Regions from separate parts of the Homo sapiens genome. Here region 2 is linked to region 1. A link is a contact called in ENCODE Hi-C or POLR2A ChIA-PET data. All regions are on one chromosome and are shown on one strand. The core of a region is the stretch at or near the end of the contact, and the rest is flanking DNA. Distances in the headings are between cores, read along the strand shown.

Region 1 (4,822 bases), core at 1,529-4,028:
CTTGCCTCCTTATGCGCCAGGACAACAGGCCTGAGCCACTGTGGCTCCCGAGCTTGTGTCTTAATCATCTTGGTGTCCCCAGCATCTGTGACAGGCTCTAGCACATAGTAGGTGCTTAGTGACTGGTGAATGAATGAATGATCGAATGGATGATGGCAAGCAGACTCAGCATCTCTGCTAACCCTTAAGTTCTCAGTGATGACCTAACCCAGTAAACTCGCCACAGTGGAACTCCAGCCCCTGCACTGGCCTCTGGGGCCCTCTTTCCCCTCCCACCCTGGGGATGGGGCACAGGCTAGACAGAGGTTCTCCTCCAAGAACCCTGCCAGGCTGGGGCCTGGTAGAGACAACTGGGGACTCTAATGCTCACCCACATCTTCCTCAGACCCTACAGCCCTTCATTTCAGGTTTGTCTTTGTGGGCTGGCACACAGTAGGTGCTCAGTAGCTGTTTGCTGCATTGAATGTGAGTTCATGAAACACACAAAGCTCCCACTTTACGTCATAGATTGCTATGCAGATTAAATGGGAGAATGCCTGTAAAATGCTTAGCACAGGGCCTGGCACTGGTGTCCTGACAGCTCTGTAGCTATATTTATTGGATGAATGAACGGAAGACACTGCTCTGCGTCCCCTTGCTGAAGGTCTGTGTGTCTATTGGCAGCACTCCAGAACTGGCATAGCAGCATGACTCACCTGCCTGGCACCAGCCAACCATAGGCACATGCCCTTGGGGGAGGGAGAAGTGGGATTCCTAGAGATCCAGGGATGCTTGCCCCAGCCAGGGCTCATTCCAAGCTCTTTCCTGACCTCATCCCTTCTTCCCTTGGGGTCTTGACCCTTCCTTCCTCCTCACCCCTCATTCAGTCACACTCCTTTTTTTGAATGGCATCTACCTCCAACCTGATTTATCTCCTCCCCTCCATTCCTGCTAGGGCCAGCCTTTTCCAACAAGTCCTTCTCAGGGCCATCAGAGCTGCTTTCCTAAAATAGGTCAGATGACACCAATCTCCCTCACTCAATAACATTTAGTGGCTCCTCACTGCCCACAGAATAAATATCTTTTACATGGCCCTCTCTGGCTTGTGTCTTTCCAGCCTTAGCCCCTACTACCAGACTTTATCAAGACAGCCACGCTTTCACTCATGGAAACTTCAGCTCCTGCATTTCCTGAGGCTGGAATACCCTCCACCATCCTGGACTCCACTGAGTCCCCTTGAAGGCCCAGCTCAGGTATCCTCCTGTCCACAGAGGAGTCCCCTTTTTTTTTTTTTTGAGACGGAGTCTCCCTCTGTCACCCAGGCTGAAGTGCAGTGGTGCGATCTCGGCTTACTGCAACCTCCGCCTCCCAGGTTCAAGCAATTCTCCTGCCTCAGCCTCCTGAGTAGCTGGGATTACAGGTGCCTGACACCATTCCTGGCTAATTGTATTTTTAGTAGAGACAGGATTTCACCATGTTGGCCAGGTGAGTCTCGAACTCTTGACTTCAAGTGATCTGCCCACCTCGGATCTCAGATCTCAAAATGCTGGGATTACAGGCTTGAGCCACTGCACCTGGCCCTGTCCACAGAGGAGTCCTTGAAGGCCCTCAGAACAATTCATGAGCCCCTTGTGTTCCTCCACTTCTGATTCACACCTCTATTTAGTCATTTCTTCCCTTTGCCTTGTTTCTTAGTTGACTATGAAACCAACAAATGGGCTAAAATGAATCCTGGGTTGGTAAAAAGAAGGCAGGGTCTGACCCTTATTGGTCCACCCATTTCTACAGCTCTGGGCTCTTGGCAGAGCCAACACTAGATGAAGTATTAGTTTAAATAAAGTGAAGAGTAGGGGCCGGGCATGGTGGCTCATACCTGTAATCCCAGTACTTTGGGAGGCCAAGGTGGGTGGATCATCTGAGGCCAGGAGTTTGAGACCAGCCTGACCAACAGAGTGAAACCCCATCTCTACTAAAAATACAAAAATTAGCCAGGCATGGTGGTGCATGCCTGTAATCCCAGCTACTCGGGAGGCTGAGGCAGGAGAATCGCTTGAACCCAGGAGGCGGAGGTTGCAGTGAGTCAAGATCATGCATTGCACTCCAGCCTGGGCAACAGAGGGAGACCCCGTCTCAAAAAAAAAAATGCAGAATAGGACAAGCCAGCACCCCCTGCCACCGCTCCACTTCCTTATCCCAGAGAAAATGCAATTGCCCAGAACACCACACGCCAAAGGACTCCCCAAGGGTGGCCAGCAGGCTGGCAAAATCCATGCTTCATTTCCCAGCATCCCTTCCTCACTCTCTTCTTCACTGGCCAAATACTGGAGTTTCCCCTGCCCCAGCCTCCCACTCAGTCACTGGGGCATCACAGGGCCACACATTCCTGAAAGTCCCAGGCAGCACCCAGCTGTCTGCTTTGTACAGCCCACTGTCTCTCAAGGCCCAGGAGGGTGAGCAGTCTTAGGAAGCCCAGCCCAGCTCCCCATCTCACTGACTTAATTTTGAAGGCTGAAGCCTCAGTCTTCTGCTGCCAGCAATACCCCCTGCCAGTAATACCCTGGGACAGGAATGAGGCCCAACTGGGCCCCTGGGGACATCTGCCCCCCTCCCCACCACAGGTGTAGCAGACAGGATCTCCCTCCCCTTGACAGCAGAACTGGATCTCCTCAGACCCCCTTGGGCACCTCCACCCCTGCTCGCACCTCATTCTCCTCCTCCTGTGCCAGCCGCTGCTCGATGAGCGCTGTGGCCCTCTGCACCGCCTCGGAGTCCTCCATGGTGCCGTCCATAACCGCCTCTGCAGGCCACAGGGCCTCGGGGGCTTTATAGGCCAGAGCACCCACCCCTGCCCAGCTGGGCGCCTTTGCCATGAGCTCACTGGCCCAATTCTCCACCTGCCTCCCCCACCTGTCACCTTCACCTCGGGCAGCCCCAGGGAGCAGGGGGAGCCAGGGCCAGGGAGCAGAGCCAGTTGCCCCCCCAACTCCTGGCCTATTAGAGCCGGAGGGCACTGTGTCCCAAGAGCAGGGGTGCAGGAAGGAGCCCGTCCAGCCTCTGTCCTGAGCACTTGGGACTGGTTGGGCCTTAGCCAAGGCAACTGAGTTGCAAAAGGGAACTGCTGGCTGCATGCTCCAGCCCAGATGACAGTGCCACCTGCTGGATGCCTGGAAACCCTGCTCAGCCAGCTCCAGGAAGAGGGCCTGAAAACCAAACGGGGGACCCAGGACAGTTCTGTACTCCCAGGCTGTCCTGCAGACAGGCCCTGCTGGCTGTGAGGAGGGTCACACTCTACTTGTCCAGGCCAGGGCCGTGGTAGCAGGAAGGGCAGCTGTCTCCCTCTCTGATCACAGCTCACGCTGGCCTTCGGCTCTCCGGGGTCCCACATGCTTCCCCGTTAAGCATCACTGCATTTGGCTGGGTGACTTTTAGTCATGAACAAACCTTATCCAATCTGTCTCCTCTCTTGGTAAGTGCTCAGGGGACCTCTGCAGGGCTTACAGAGTCTTGCTTCAAGAAAGGGGTCTCCGGAAAGCACTAAGCCCAGCTAGCGAGGAACAGCAGCTACTCTGGATCCTTCTACCCTCCCAGGGTTTCCCTGTCAGGCCCAGACAGTGCCAGACTTCCCTGGCCAGGAGGCTGCCCATGCTCACTAAGAAGGAAAAATACTCCCAAGTGGAGCAAAAGCAGATCTGTACTTGCTCAGTTCCACACCTGGAACTCGCATGCTGGAGCTCTGAGTCACTGTGACCCAGGTTAATCTGCTAGGGAACTGCAGACACCCAGCCCTGTGCTTCTGTAAGGCTCACCTGGCTGGTGGCTGCCCTTAGCTAAACAGCCTTATATAAGATTCCCTTCTCTTCAGATATGCATGCATTCCCCTAGGAAGCATGAGGAACCGGTTCCTTTTCCTTTCTGGTTCCCTTGCTGGGAAGCTGACACAAACCTCTGACACACGATCTAAATCTGTCAGAGATTTTGCTTTAACATCACGATGGCTACAGCGTCTCCAGGGCCGGAAGTTAGCCCCTCTTGCTGCAGGAGCAGACCACCTTCCTGAGGTGCTGTCTTCGCCTTGCAAGCACTTTCACATCTGTCTTCCTGCTTAATCCTCCCAGCAACTGATGGAGGAGGCAGGGCAGGCAGCATGGCTCTGCTTTAAAGAAAAGCAAAGAGTGGCTTTTCCTGAGGACTCATGAGGACACCAGGGGAGCTGGGATCAGGGCCCAGAAGACTGGCAGTTCCAGGCTCACTCTGCTGGAGATTGCATGCCCAGAGCAGCTGGGGAGGCCAGGCATCCACCTGTTCCCATACCAGAACAGCTCCAGGGGCCCCACAGAGCTGCAGGAGAATTCAGTCAAATGCCAGGCAAGCGAGAAGGAGCAAAAGGCTTTATTGATAAATATGCAGATATGTCTGTCCACAGGGACCTGCTGTGGAGGCCATGACCAGGCTGCAGACCTCCCACTGCCTGGGTTACAGCCAGGACATGGCCCTGTGCAGACCCTGCCACGACAGCCCAGCTGTCCACCACCCGCCTCATCTCTGCCAATTGTGCTGGGGGCAGGGAGAGGCAGAGGCCCGCCTCAGGCTTCCCAAGCCCTGGGGCTCACGGGTGGTTCCCTCCCTTCCAAGGGAGTGGCACTGTGCCCAGGGGAGAGCCAGGGGATGGGGGCAGAGGAGGGAGACAGCAGCTGCTTCAGACCCTGAGCAGAAAACCAGAGTGAGCACAGCTGGCAGCACCAGATGACAGATCTGGGCTCCAGGGGCCTCCTGGTTGGCCCTTGTGGCTCGAACCTGCTTCGGGAGACAGGCAGGGTGAGGGCCCTGTTCGCCTTTTCTCTGA
Region 2 (4,822 bases), core at 1,117-3,616, 61 kb before region 1:
ACTGTCAGATTAATTTTCATAAAATACTGCTTGTAGTGTGTCATTCCCCTGGCCAAGAAACTACATTTTATTTATTTATTTATTTATTTATTTATTTATTTATTTATTTATTTATGTTTTGAGACAGGGTCTCTGTTAACCAGGCTCAAGCAGTTCTCTTGCCTTAACCTCCCGAGTGCTGGCACCACAGGCACTTGTCACCACACTCAGCTAATTATAAAGGCCATAAGAGTAACAATCATGGCTTTTCAAGCCTGACAGAACCTAGCATCATGCTGTACTCACATTGTTTAAGAAATAAACATATGGATACACAGATTGATGTGAGTGGTATTTGGGAAGATTTGCTCCAATCTTGGCACTATATTTTATTTATTTATTTATTTATCTAGTGAACCAGAAATAAAATTATAAGCCCCCCAATCAAATGAATGGCCTCCTCTTCTGGGCCAAGGGCATTCCTAAATTAACCTGAAAAACTATTTGAGGCCATGATGAGAAGTGGGAGTCAGACATGCCTCATTATTTTCTCCTGCTTTTGGAATTCAGGACCAGCATTTAACATTAAAGCAGAGATCTTAAGGTTGACACAGCAGACTCTTTGTAGCAATGATACCAACATTGACAGATAGCAGGCCCCATCTGTCATGATAGCAGGCAAAGGTGTCTTTTATGGTGAAAATCTACATTCTGTAGAAAATCCCCTTCCCTTTCCAGGTCTTTTTCCTGATCCAGGGGAGAACTAACTAAGAGTCTGATACCTTTCTAAATCTGATAATAAACACTGGCCAGCCTTGGTGGCTCACACGTGTAATCCTAGCACTTTGGGAGGCAGAGATGGGAGGATCACTTGAGCCCAGGAGTTCAATACCAGCCTGGGCAACATGACAAAACACCATCTCTACAAAAAATACAAAAATAAGCCAGGCATAGTGGAATGAACCAGTAGTCTCAGCTACTTAGGAGGCTGAGGTGGGAGGATAACTTGAGCCTGGGAGGTCAAGGCTGCAGTAAGCCGTGATCCAGCTACTGCACTCCAGACTGGGTGACAGAGGGAGACCCTGTCTCAAAACAAAAAAAAAAATAAAGAAACATTTACAATCTATGCTCTCTGGAGCCTGCTACCTGTAGCCTTCTCTGCATAATAAAAACCTTGATTTCCACAATTCCTTGTGTGTGTGTGTGTGTGTGTGTGTGTGTGTGTGTGCGTGCATATCTTAGTAACAATTCCTTAACTTAACCCAGACATTCCCTTCTGTGGGTTCCAGGTCTTTAAACTCTTTCAACCAATTGTCAATCAGGACATCTTTGAATCCACCTACATCCTGGAACTTGCCACCCCCACCCCCACTTTCGGGACCAAGCCAATGTATATTTTACATGTATTGATTGATGTCTTACGTCTCCCTAAAATGTATAAAATCAAGTGGTGTCCCGACTATTTTGGACACACATTCTTAGGACCTTCTAAGGCTGTGTCACGGGCATGTCCTTAACATTGGCAAAATAAACTCCTAAATTGATTGAGACCTGTCTCAGATACTTTTTGGTTTGCAATTTATTTATTTGAGACAGGGTCTTGCTAGGTCGCCCAGGCTGGGGTACAGTGGCAGAATCATGGCTTATTGCAGCCTCAACCTCCTGGGCTCAAGGGATCCTCCCACCTCAGCCTCCTGAGTAGCTGTGACTACAGGCACCCACCACTAGGCTGGGTAATTTTTTTCTTCTGTAGATACGGAGTCTCCCTGCGTTGCCCAGGCTGATCTAGAACTCTTGGGCTCAAGCCTCCCGCACTCCTGAGCTCAAGCCGCGGCCTCCCGAAGTGCTGGGATTACAGATGTGAGCCACTGCGCCTGGCCAGGTACTATATTTTAAACAAAAAGGATCTAGATAATGACAAGGACAGCACAAATTCCTATAATGAATGCAAAAGTGTCTTGATATCACAATGTCTAGCACAGAGTTATTGGAGGCTATCCTGCCTAGCGCGTTACAATTTACAAAGCTGCCTCTCTGAAGCTGGATTTAGGATCTGCCTTAAACTCCGCGGCGGGGCCCTTGACAGCAGTGGGGACTGGAGCAAGATCAGAGCCGCTCGCGTTGATGGTCACTGTTGCTTCGGGCGCAGGTTTGGTTTTCTTTGGGGTTGCCATTTCAACTAGACGGCCTCTGGGTAGGCCAGATCTGGATCCTCTGTCTTTATCTGCGTTGCAGAGGTGGGACCACCCCTCTTTCACATAGTCAGCCCGGGTTCGCAAACACTCGGCCCCGCACAAAGATGGCGTGGAGCCGGGCTGGGCCAATGCGGAGTGGCGTTGCTCCCGGTTGCCTAGGTAACAGCCAATGGGCAGCGGGAATTGTACCCAGTGCGGTCGCCCAGGATGGCGGCGTCAAGTGGGGCAATCGCTGGTGGAGGTGGCGGAGAGCAAGGTGGCAGCCGGGAGCCCATCAGAGGAAAAGTCCGAGGCGCTGGAACCCTGCGTCCAGGCGTGACGGTCATCCCGAAAGGCCGGCCCCAGGTTGGCTGGAGGCGCAGGAGGGAGGGGGCCGGGAAAGAGTGTGATCGGTCAGGTGGGCACTGAGGAACGGAGCACGAGATGACCCGGCTCGGGGGCGCGGCTCCACCTCGGATACGCTGACCTGAGGGCGGTTGCCTGTGGGGGACCCAAACCTGAACCCTTTAGTCTCCACCGCGGGGGTCGAGGCCCGGGAGAGCTGACTGGACTGGGGTTAGCGAGCAGAGGGTGGAGGGTTGCATCAGGGGAATTGGCAGACCTGTGTGAGCGTTAGACCCTGCCGGGCGGGAGAGCGGGCCCGGATAGCAGGAAGGAACGCGCCTGGAAGGTGAAAATGGGGTGCGAGAAGGTGTTGCCTTGTTGTGGTCTAGGGCTTTGTTTTCCCTGAGCCCGCCTTTATCTCACTGGTGGAGAGAACTCCCACATATGGAAGCCTGGGGAATGGGATGCTTCATTTAGTTGATGGGTGGTATCCCTGCATTCTAGCATCTCTGAACTGCTTAGGTACCAGCAGGAATAACTGCTATATCGGAGTCCAGCCCTGGCATTCCCTTTCCCGTGAAATAGGATAGTATTCTGGCAGTATTACTCCCTAGTCCCAATCACCCCCAGGTCATCATCGCCTTTAAATAAAAAAAAAAAAAAATCTTTTTGGCGCCAGTATTTTCTTCCCACTTTCTTCAATCTAACCATCCCACAGTCTTCCCTAAACGAACCCTTCATATAGCAACGATACATTTCTTTACTTTTCACATGAGGAAAGAGGAGGTTAGACTTATAATGAAAAACAGTTATTTCGAGCTCCTTTTAAAACACTTAAAAAAAAATATTTAGGCCGGGCGCGGTGGCTCACGCCTGTAATCCCAACACTTTGGGAGGCCGAGGCGGGTGGATCACGAAGTCAGGAGTTCAAAACTAGCTTGGCCAAGATGGTGAAACCTCGTCTCTACTAAAAATACAAAAATTAGCCAAGCATGGTGGCACGTGCCTGTAATCCCAACTACCCAGGAGGCTGAGGCAGGAGAATTGCTTGAACCTGGGAGGCGGCGGTTGCAGTGAGCCAAGATCCTGCCACTGCACTCCAGCATGGGGGACAGAGCAAGACTCCGTCTCAAAAAAAAAAAAAAAAAAAAAAAAGGGGAGTATTATTTGACTTTTTGTTCTAGGTTCCTAACAAGGCTAATCTTTGTTCATCAAAGCCTTCATTTTCTTCTCTTTAGGATTCTAAAAGCTTATGAACTGCTTTCTTTATTACTGAAATAATTTGACAAGACTATTGTACCCTGGGAAGGGTGGTTCTGGGGGGACATGTGGGTAGTTAGGGTGGCTGCCTCCACCCAGTATTCTCTAACTGGATCTCCCCCACCGCCCCAACCTTTTGTTTTGTTTTGCTTTTCTTTTCTTTTTTTTGAGACAAGGTCTGGCTCTGTTGCCCAGGCTGGAGTACAGGTGTGGTGCAGTCACTGCTCACCCCGGCAGCCTCAAATTGTGGGCTCAAGCAATCCTCCTACCTCAGCCTCCTGAGTAGCTGGGACTACAGGCATGCACCACCACACCCAGCAAATTTTTGTATTGTTTTGTAGAGATGAGGTCTCACTACGTTTCCCAGCTTGGTATTGAACTCCTGGGCTCAAGCGATCCTCTTGCTTCAGCCTCCCAACGTGCTGGGATTACAGGAGTGAGCCATCATGCCTGGCCCTTTTTCCTCTTTATGTCAGTTTTTTTTTTTTTAATCCTCTTAAATTGGACACAGTTTACTGTGAATACAAAAATGTTGTTTAATACGTTGATTTCTTAAAATTAGAAAACGATAAAAAGAACGGAAACAAAAATTCTCGTTATTGCCTCAGAGTTCTGTTTGGAAATAAGAAAATAATAATAATTAAAAAGAAATGTCTGGGACAAAAGAAAATGAAGATACCAGGAATATGGTATATAGTGCAGACTAATAGTGTGTTGGTTTACAGGGACAGAATAGTAATTTTCTTTTATGTAAATGTTTGGACTGATCCTTTGCAACCCATCTATCAGGAGTGCAGAAAGGGTGAGTGTCTGTTTAGAAGTGTGAATCATCTTGGTTTGTGACTGGATTCCATGGGTGTATCTGTAGCCTAAACTCCTGAGCCATATATTCTCTTTAAAAATATGATTTGGATAACTGATAGAAATACTGATTTGCATCCCTTATTAAAGTATTGGGCCAGACATGGTGGCTCCCACCTGTAATCCTAGCACTTTGGAAGGCTGAAGCAGGCAGATCACTTGATCCCAGGAGTTCAAGACCAGCATGGGCAACGTGGTAAAAC

Evidence for each region. A loop is a pair of places that touch in the nucleus more often than their neighbours do. ChIA-PET counts read pairs that join two places held with the same protein, here RNA polymerase II (POLR2A). Pooled maps may share reads with other maps.
Region 2: a map of posterior cingulate gyrus shows a loop between it and region 1 (2.0-fold over the local background). The contact joins the promoter of MORN4 here to the promoter of ANKRD2 in region 1. A Hi-C loop is called at or near these places in 5 of 168 maps with a recorded cell type or tissue (IMR-90, PC-9, ascending aorta and 2 more), 2 of 37 single-sample maps with no recorded cell type and 21 of 50 pooled maps. POLR2A ChIA-PET finds 5 or more read pairs at or near these places in 11 of 52 experiments (A549, HEK293, HEK293T and 7 more).

Annotation. Positions count from the first base shown.
Region 1 is chr10:97,570,735-97,575,556 of GRCh38, reverse strand. It overlaps ANKRD2 (ankyrin repeat domain 2), which reads right to left and starts at 2,778. Exons shown (of 9, transcript NM_001346793.2): 1 at 2,682-2,778. The coding sequence starts at 2,768. UBTD1 (ubiquitin domain containing 1) reads right to left here. Exons shown (of 3, transcript NM_024954.5): 3 at 4,351-4,822. RefSeq lists a silencer at 531-825.
Region 2 is chr10:97,631,044-97,635,865 of GRCh38, reverse strand. It overlaps MORN4 (MORN repeat containing 4), which reads left to right and starts at 2,366. Exons shown (of 5, transcript NM_178832.4): 1 at 2,366-2,519. RefSeq lists an enhancer at 2,013-2,102.